3 separate regions of the Homo sapiens genome follow, and regions 1 and 3 are each linked to region 2. Evidence: chromatin contacts called from ENCODE Hi-C data. All regions are on one chromosome and are shown on one strand. The core of a region is the stretch at or near the end of the contact, and the rest is flanking DNA. Distances in the headings are between cores, read along the strand shown.

Evidence for each region. Hi-C counts contacts between places; a loop is a spot of excess contacts on that map. Pooled maps may share reads with other maps.
Region 1: a loop to region 2 is called in a map of heart left ventricle, with 2.1 times the contacts of the local background. The contact joins two enhancer-like sites. A Hi-C loop is called at or near these places in 4 of 168 maps with a recorded cell type or tissue (CD8-positive, alpha-beta T cell, Caco-2, breast epithelium and 1 more) and 2 of 50 pooled maps.
Region 3: a map of IMR-90 shows a loop between it and region 2 (2.2-fold over the local background). The contact joins two enhancer-like sites. A Hi-C loop is called at or near these places in 2 of 168 maps with a recorded cell type or tissue (IMR-90 and endothelial cell of hepatic sinusoid) and 2 of 37 single-sample maps with no recorded cell type.

What each region holds. Positions count from the first base shown.
Region 1 is chr7:47,043,936-47,046,635 of GRCh38, forward strand. The region is part of intron 2 of LOC105375268 (a long non-coding RNA gene); the gene reads right to left. Among named protein-coding and RNA genes, the nearest start is that of SNORD151, 420 kb to the right of the region's middle. Within about 2 kb of position 1,364, at least 4 of the 41 ENCODE cell types and tissues checked have a DNase peak (open chromatin) inside an H3K27ac peak, as active enhancers do.
Region 2 is chr7:47,087,609-47,090,308 of GRCh38, forward strand. No RefSeq gene overlaps it. Among named protein-coding and RNA genes, the nearest start is that of SNORD151, 380 kb to the right of the region's middle. Within about 2 kb of position 1,328, at least 2 of the 41 ENCODE cell types and tissues checked have a DNase peak (open chromatin) inside an H3K27ac peak, as active enhancers do.
Region 3 is chr7:47,148,054-47,150,753 of GRCh38, forward strand. No RefSeq gene overlaps it. Among named protein-coding and RNA genes, the nearest start is that of SNORD151, 320 kb to the right of the region's middle. Within about 2 kb of position 1,403, at least 2 of the 41 ENCODE cell types and tissues checked have a DNase peak (open chromatin) inside an H3K27ac peak, as active enhancers do.

The DNA of each region.
Region 1 (2,700 bases), core at 114-2,613, 44 kb before region 2:
AAGTTGGGGAGTCAAGGAGGAAAGGGGAAATGTACTAGGCATTTCATAGACTATATGAGAGAGGAGGTGGGTGTCTGCAAGACACAAGGATGTAGCCTTTAGCAAATCAGAGAAGGAAGAGCTAAAGATATAGACTCTTCTATGAGCAATGATGGAGAAGTTGAGATTATGCTATAGGTAAGAAATTAATCTGTCCAGTGGGAACCACTATACTCCTGCCTGGAATGCTCCATACAAGCAGACCTGGTGAGATACAAAAGAAAAAAATAATAACATAGAGAATCTGCAAAGAAACACCAAAGCAAATATATCTGTTCCTCTTGTAGGTACACATGTATGCACACACACATACTCACGAACATACATGCATACAAACACACATAAAAACATACCCACAAACATGCACAAAAATATACAGAAATTCAAAAACACAGGCATACACGTACACACTCACATATGCACATATCTGTGAACACACACATGTGCATGCATACATACATATACAAATATATGGTTTATCCTACAGTTTGCCTTCTGTTCTTTTCAGCTAATTTTTTTATTGTTGTTTAAGAAAAACAAAGGGTAAACAACAAATACTAATTTAATTTAAAACACTTAGAAGTGTTACGAAGAAAAAGGACCCTAGTTTGGGGCACCAAGTGAAAGGTAGGAAAAGTTCACTGTTTCCCTGAGTGGGAAGACCAGGTGAGCTGCCTCACTCACAGTCAGGCCTGCGGATGTCCTCTTCTATTAAAAGGGTCAAGATAATTGTTGTTACTTAGCAATAAGCCAGGGATGATCATGTTAATGGATTTGCACTTTCAAGTCTTTCACTGTGGTCTGTGGTTTAACTCCTAGGCCAGGACCAGCGGTGGCTGTGACTTAGCAAGGGCCTCTGATGCAGAAGACAGCACCAGCTGGCTCCATTAGACCTTAGACCACCTGCCAGCCATGTTTCTGTGCAGCAAACGTTCAGTTGTTATGTGGAATTAGTTTTGCTTTTTTCACTTGGCTGTTGTGAACATCAAGTAAGATCATCCACAAAATGGTCCAATAAAACATAATGATGCTGAACAATCATTTTGAACAATGTATGCATATTTGATGCATCAACATGCATTGGCCAGGTATGTGTAAAGTGCTGTGTCACTTATTTTTAAATGAATAATCACAAAAAGAAAACTTCTGGAATAAAATATCATGATACAAAATAAATATCTAGAACAAAATATGGGATAGGATAAAGTCTGCTTTATCATCAAATGTCCAATTTCTTGGGAAAATGAGAGACAGAAAGCCTGCAGCCAGGGCAGGATGTCACATGTATAATTAGTGCTCGGCCCAAGTTCCAGAGCCTCTGCCCTTTGACACAGGGGCCAGTGCTCTCTTGAGCGACTCTCCAGCTTTCTGCTTCCCAGAAACAAGCCTGGGAGGCAGAAGCAGATACAGAAGGTCACAGAAGAACATATGAGAAAGTAAACACAGCGAGATTCTCTGCCAGGCCCTGGCAGCCGGACTTGCAGCCTTCTTGGCTCCAAGGGATTAATTCTGAAGGGCAGGGGGAAGGAGGAGAGTAGACTGCATAAAATCACATTATCTCTGTCCCTTTTCCTTCAATTCCTGTGAGGAATAAACCTCAATTATATATTACAAGTAGGGCATCGTATTATCTAAGTGGATGCAATGGTGCAGCATTTACTAGGGCTTCTGTTTATCCATGCACCATGACACAGGGCCCTGACATGCCAGAGCCCTCGAAGTGCTTGCTGATTGTTAGTAGGATAGAAAATGGAATCCAGGCAGACACAGCTTCCGAGCACAGCTCTGACTTCTGCACCCAAGTTTGGATTCTGAATTCCACCTCGTACTTGGTGCCTGAGATTACTTCACCTTCTCAAGCCTGTTTCCTCACTTGCAAAATGAGGATGGTAACCGCAGTGCCCTGGGGATTAAATAAGATAATACAGGAAAACGCCTTAACCCCTGTAGCACTCAGTGTATGAGCTGTCACTCTTGTGACTCCATGCTGTCTGCCTAGGAAAAATGCAGAGCTGGCTGGAAAAAACCGATTATCAGAGAAACCAAATGCAATTTCTAAACACAGGGGCCAGTGCAAGGTTGAGTTTAGGAGTCATAGAAACAGAGGGTTAGGCTGAGGAAGTCATGGACAGAGAGAGAGAATTTTGCATGCATTTGAGAACATGTAAGTTTCTGGGGCTGGAGGAAAATCTTCCCTACCTTTAACCCATTTTCAATCGTACTTGATCATTGAAAGTAATCCCATTACAGAAAATGGTTGTTAAGATGCTTATAATCAATCAGAAAGAAAACTATATACCAAAACTTGGGGTAGATGACACCCTACCCTGCTAACTGGTAAAGTTTCAGCTAATTTGGAGTGAGGAGGAAGAAAGTTGCAATGAAAAAAACAGGGAACCCAAACGCTCTTGCTGATGAAAGAGCCTCAGTCATTGACTGCAGCACATCAAAGAGCACAAGATGGGTTCTGCATCTTTGTCTCCCATTTTGTTTTGTGCTGATTTCTCACAGGGCCTGTGTCTGACAAGTTTTGCACACTTAGCTGACAAAGGGGAAGGCCAGTCAGAGCCAAGAATTTTGGGCAAAAATAGGCATAATAATGAGACGGACACCTCAAGTCCTTCCAGGTATCAAGAAAAGTATCAAATCCATTTTAAAATA
Region 2 (2,700 bases), core at 78-2,577:
AACAGCCAGATGAGGCTACCTGCTCCAGGCCAAAGAGAGGGAGCAATGCCACACCTCCTCCCAAGGGGAAGTAGCTCAGGCCTCATGTAAGTGAAGAAAGACCTAGACATTTGCCTAAGGACCAGGTTTCTGGATCTCCTCACACTCAGGAGGAGCACAGCCCCACCCTTCTCAATCCAACTTCTGTAGAAGGAGGTAGGCCCCACAAGCCAGAAGAAATTCTGAAGAAGGAGAAAGAGGGGGTGCGTGGACCTTCTCTCAAGCCTGGTGGATGCCTGTAGGTCCTTCTATCTACCAAATTGCACCTTTCCCCAAGTCCCAGATGGAGCAATCATCCTCCCTCTGCCTCCCCACCTCCCGTGGACTTCAACCCTTATATTCATGTTAGAATCTCTCTGCCTCTTCCTCTGACTTGATTGTTTGCCCTGGAAGGCATGAATCAGACATTCACATCACATAGCCAGGATGTGGTGCAGTCTCTGGAACAGTGAGCCACTGAGGGAGTGGGTACTGGAAAGGTTCATAGACTAACAAACACCTCAACGACTGCTGCTAACTTGGGTGCTTCAAGGCATGTGCCTGAATCCCACCCAGAGATCCCAGCTGCAGAGTCCAAGGCCCTGAGCCCAGCCACACAGCTCAGGAGTGATTTCTTCAGGGCAGAAAGGCCAGGGAGACTCCTCCAGCAGCTGTGCCAAATGCTGTGCCCAACTGTGAGGAAACAGTGGCAAAGAGGTATAGGTTAAATGTGTCTGGTAGTGGGCAGGCAAGGAATGAATTGAGGTGGGGAGAAGGCCAGCAGCTCAGCATGCCGGGGAAGGCACGCTGCCACCTGCTTGAAGCAATCCATTTGGTTGACCCTCTGGATGTCTGCACTCAGCCAAAAGCACACGGATAAATGTCCTACATGGCTCACAAGCTCTGTGGATGAGTCTGTGTCTGTGGACAGAATCCTCAGTCGTCCAGGGTGCTGGCCAGCTGTCCTGCTCAGTGGCTCTATGGCCATGAGCAATACCCCTCTACCAGGCTGGCTGGCCAGCTCTGATGGGCCTGGACACACCACACTCCCCAACACAGGGCACAGAAAAAGTCAAGAAATAAGGATTGATCAAATCTCTATCTGGGGACGATAGGTGACATTAGTCTTTGGAGGGAGCCATTGCTAGTTTTTCAAGCAGGGTGGAATGCGAGGAGAGCTGGGCTTCAGAGGTGTATAGAACCAATTAGGAGTTTTGACCCGCCATGGTTTATTTTAGGATCAGGGAACAGGTGCTTGCTGGCTGGCTGGCCCAACCTTCTGAGGCGCCATCCCAGGCCGCATGTCAGGCGCCCTGTGGAATGTTGGTGCCCACCGCGCTGAGCCTGAACTCTACGCTCAGATGTTGCCATCTAGTGGTGACAAGGTGCAAATCTCACCCTTCGCCCTAATGCATAAAGGATCAGGAATTTTAAAAGAAATACTTTTCTAATAAAGCAAATTAAGGAATACTTTTTATTCACTTTTAAACAATACATAGAAAAGATTGCATTTTTGGTTTTGGCCTCTTTAGCCTCCTAAATATATACAAAAATCACATCAAGAATGTAAACTACCAGAAGTCAAGGAGTTGGAGTTGCCCAAGTGCCTTTATTGAGACTACAGTTTCCCCATGGAGTAAATCTCAGTTCGTTACTTTAATTAAACACATGTCAAGAGATATTTGTGATATGAAGGAATGAAATTTAAATTTTCCCTGCATTTCCTCATTCTGATTCCAACTTGGTTACTTACCAGGTAAATGGCACATAAATTCTCTGAGGCTCATACTCTTCACTGGCAAAATGGGAACGCATGACACGATAATAGGAAAAAGTGATGTGAAAAGACGATAAAACCCTGAAGGCACAACTCTGGGTGTGTCCTGACTGCTCAGGTGTCTCCCAGGGCGGCCCATTTGATGACACAGCCATGGTTTCCTCTCTTGAACAGGGGGTCTGTGTCCGCTTACTTTACCTAAGAGCACACTCACCAGCAGCCCCTGCCAAGAGTGTTCAGTTCGTGTTCTGCGCAGTGTCTAAGATATTCCTAATACTTAACAGATGTCAAAAATGGAATATTCATGATAAAAATACTCTTTAGTTTTCCATAAGCTCCAGTGACTAGAATGAGCCTTTCAACCCATGAAAGGATCCAGTCCTGGCTGGATCCAGAATTCAGGGAGTTCTGAATTTTGTGATTTCAAAGTGCTGATTGGTTAAGATACAGGTTACGTTCCTCCTGCACTACCTACCCAGGCACCTTCCTCAGTGATGAGACTTTACTCCTACAGCCCATCTCTTCCTAAATGGATGGCCAGCTCACCTAGAATCTCTCAGGGATTTTGCACTTAGTCTTACTTCCCGCTCCTAATTTTTAGTTTCTCTCTCTCCTTTTCCACTATGAGCAAACACCCTTTTGTCCCTTGGCTGAAGTCGATCATTCTGTGAGAGTGCTGCCCCTTTGGGTTATGGTTCTACTTGAAATTGATCCGTAACAAACACCTCTATGTCCTCATTGTCATTTCCTGAAAGGAGGTGTAAGTCAGGTGCAGGAGACTGAGAAGAGTAAGGCTGAGCCTCACTCACAGGCACACACTGTGGTGGGACAGAGACATCCCACAGTATAGCCGCAGGCCAAGAGCGAGTCCCCTCAGGGCCCCAGAAAAAGGCAGAGTGGAAATG
Region 3 (2,700 bases), core at 153-2,652, 61 kb after region 2:
TTGTTTGGATGTGTCATATTTTATTTTAAAAATCCTCTGTTGCTGGATATTTATGCTGAATTCAACTTATTACTGTTTTTAACAATACTGAGAAAAATCTTACACATATATATTCATATATGGCACAAAATTTCCTCGACATACCATTGATAAATGAGATTGTTCAAATGGATTAGCAATATTTCAAATCAGATAATAAATGGTGTTTGTAAAGCACTTACTGATAAGATACAATTCCTAAAGCGTATTTTCAAACTCAAAGTAGAGATATATTTAACTACCCTCCATCTATGAAACAAAACAGAAAACGGAGTGGAAAATCCTGATAAGATTAAACATATTTCTTATTTATTGCCTGACCTAATTTGGTCAGTCACCTCTAGTTACCTTTAACAGTTTGAAGTCTGTGAGAGAGGCCTTTGACTTATGCTTCTTTCTTTAATGGAAGGATTTTTTTCCCTTTTTAAATAGTAAGACTTGTGTGATGATAGAGCAAAGGTTTTTCTAGAGGAAGACATTTGCTCACCAATGTCACTGATCCTAGTTCTCTTTTCTAGCCTGAGGGGCAGTTATTAAAAAGAATTCACCACAAAGAGTCTATTTTTCTTATTAATCCACTTCCACGGGGTGGGGAAATAAAGATAAACTAAGGATGAATCTATAAATTATTTACATTTTTCTTCTTTGTTAGGACAGAATCCATGACCAAATCATCTTGGAATCCTGCAGAGTTCCTGATGCTTAACACTAACTCCATTTGGACCTTAATCACTTCATTTGACCATTGCAATAACCATATAATATCAGAAAAGGCAGATGTCATTTTTCCCATTTTGCCAATGAAAATGAAAGACTGACAGGGCAGAAATGCAATGAGGCTAGCCAGGCTAAGAAGGGGGGGCACTTTTTTTGTAAGAAAGGAACAGAGAATTCTCTCTGGCTGGGAAAGAAGAGTGTATAAATAAGAGCCAGGAAACTGTTGCTTATCAGATCCGCGAAGCCCAGAGGATTCAATTCAGGCCAGTGCTACTATTGCAGGTCAGATTACAAGGAAGAGTGTCAAGAGGGAAAAGATGTTGAAGTCTTTGCCCTAGCTATTTGTGTAATGTCCACACGAAGATGTGATTAAGCACTATACGTGTGGCACTAGCTGTTACTGTACAATCAAAACTTCAATCAGAGTCATCATGAAGCATCTGTCTTGATGGTATGACTTTTAAGTCTAGGTGTAATGAGGCTGGAATGATCTATGGCAGGGGTTCCCAACCCCCAGGCCACAGCATTGGTCCATGGCCTGTTAGGAACCGGTCCACAGAACAGGAGGTGAGCAGAGGTGAGTGAGCATTACTGCCAGAGCTCCGCCTCCTGTCAGATCAGCACCGGCATCAGATTCTCATAGGAGCGCAAACCATATTGTGAACTGCACATGCAAGGGATCTAGGCTGAGCCCTCCTTATGAGAATCTAACTAATGCCTGATGATCTGAGGTGGAACAGTTTCATCCCAAAACCAACCCCCATCCCTGGTGTCAGGAAGGTTGGGAACCGCTGCTCTATAGTGTCAGCTGTCATACACCTGGTGTGGTGGGCAGTATGGTGGCGTTAGGGGAACAGAAACCAAATTTGAGAAGTTCATGTTTATTTCAGTTAATGTTTATTTCAAATTACACATCCTATATGTAACTTCCTCTTCTTTCTCTTTCTCTGCCTTTTTTATTTTTGTCTCTCTCATCTTTCTCACTGTTATTCAGAGAGAACTTAAAGGGGCAATAACTTCAAACACATGGACTGTGACCAATTGACAAATATGGGTGCTATGGGAGCTGCACTCAAGTTTATCTTATTTCCTCCATGTCTTCCCATCCACCCTATCACTAAAATAGACTTCCATGGACACACGGGGCCCACATGAGCACCCACACAGCCTTCCCTGAGAGCGCCATAGGACCCTTCTCCTGGGCCTCTCTTCCACTGCTGTCTGCAGTCCAGGGGCTGGCACCACCAGTCAAGAGGCTGATGACTTACCTAAAACCACACAGGTAATGGCTAATTATTGTACAACAGAGATGTGTAACAAACAACTGAATTACCCTAGCAGCATACAACAACAAGCATTTCATTTTACTAGCCACCTGTGGGCCAGCTGGGCAGTTACGGTCTCAACTGAGCAGTTCTACTGGTCTGAGCTGGGATCACGGGGTTCACTTAGGTGTTGTGAGATTTTTTAAATAATAAAATAGAATTCCAAATACAATTGCATTTATGGAAAATATTGTATTTACTCCAAACAAATTGATGCACACATGTTTTGGCGATAAGGAAAGATTTTACATTTGTTGTTTGTGATAAAATTAAGAATATTATTTATTTTTTTAAAGGTGCATAAACCCATCACTCTTCTGCAATTATTTCCATGTTTGTGTATTCTCTTGTATACAAGAGAATTTTTGTAAAAAACAAAGGGTTGTTATAATATATATCCCATTTTATATTCTGCTTTTTCATATTTTCAAATCTCCCTATTATCAATTGTGAGTTGACTAGAGATTGGATGTGTGGCTTTACTGATCTGGGCTGGGCTCTCACACATGTCTGGGCCCAGCAAAGACAGCTGGTCAAAGCAGAGAAGCAAGGGATACCACAAACACGTGCACAGCCTCTTAATGCCTAGTGCTCAAGGGTTGCACAGCATCACTTCCTC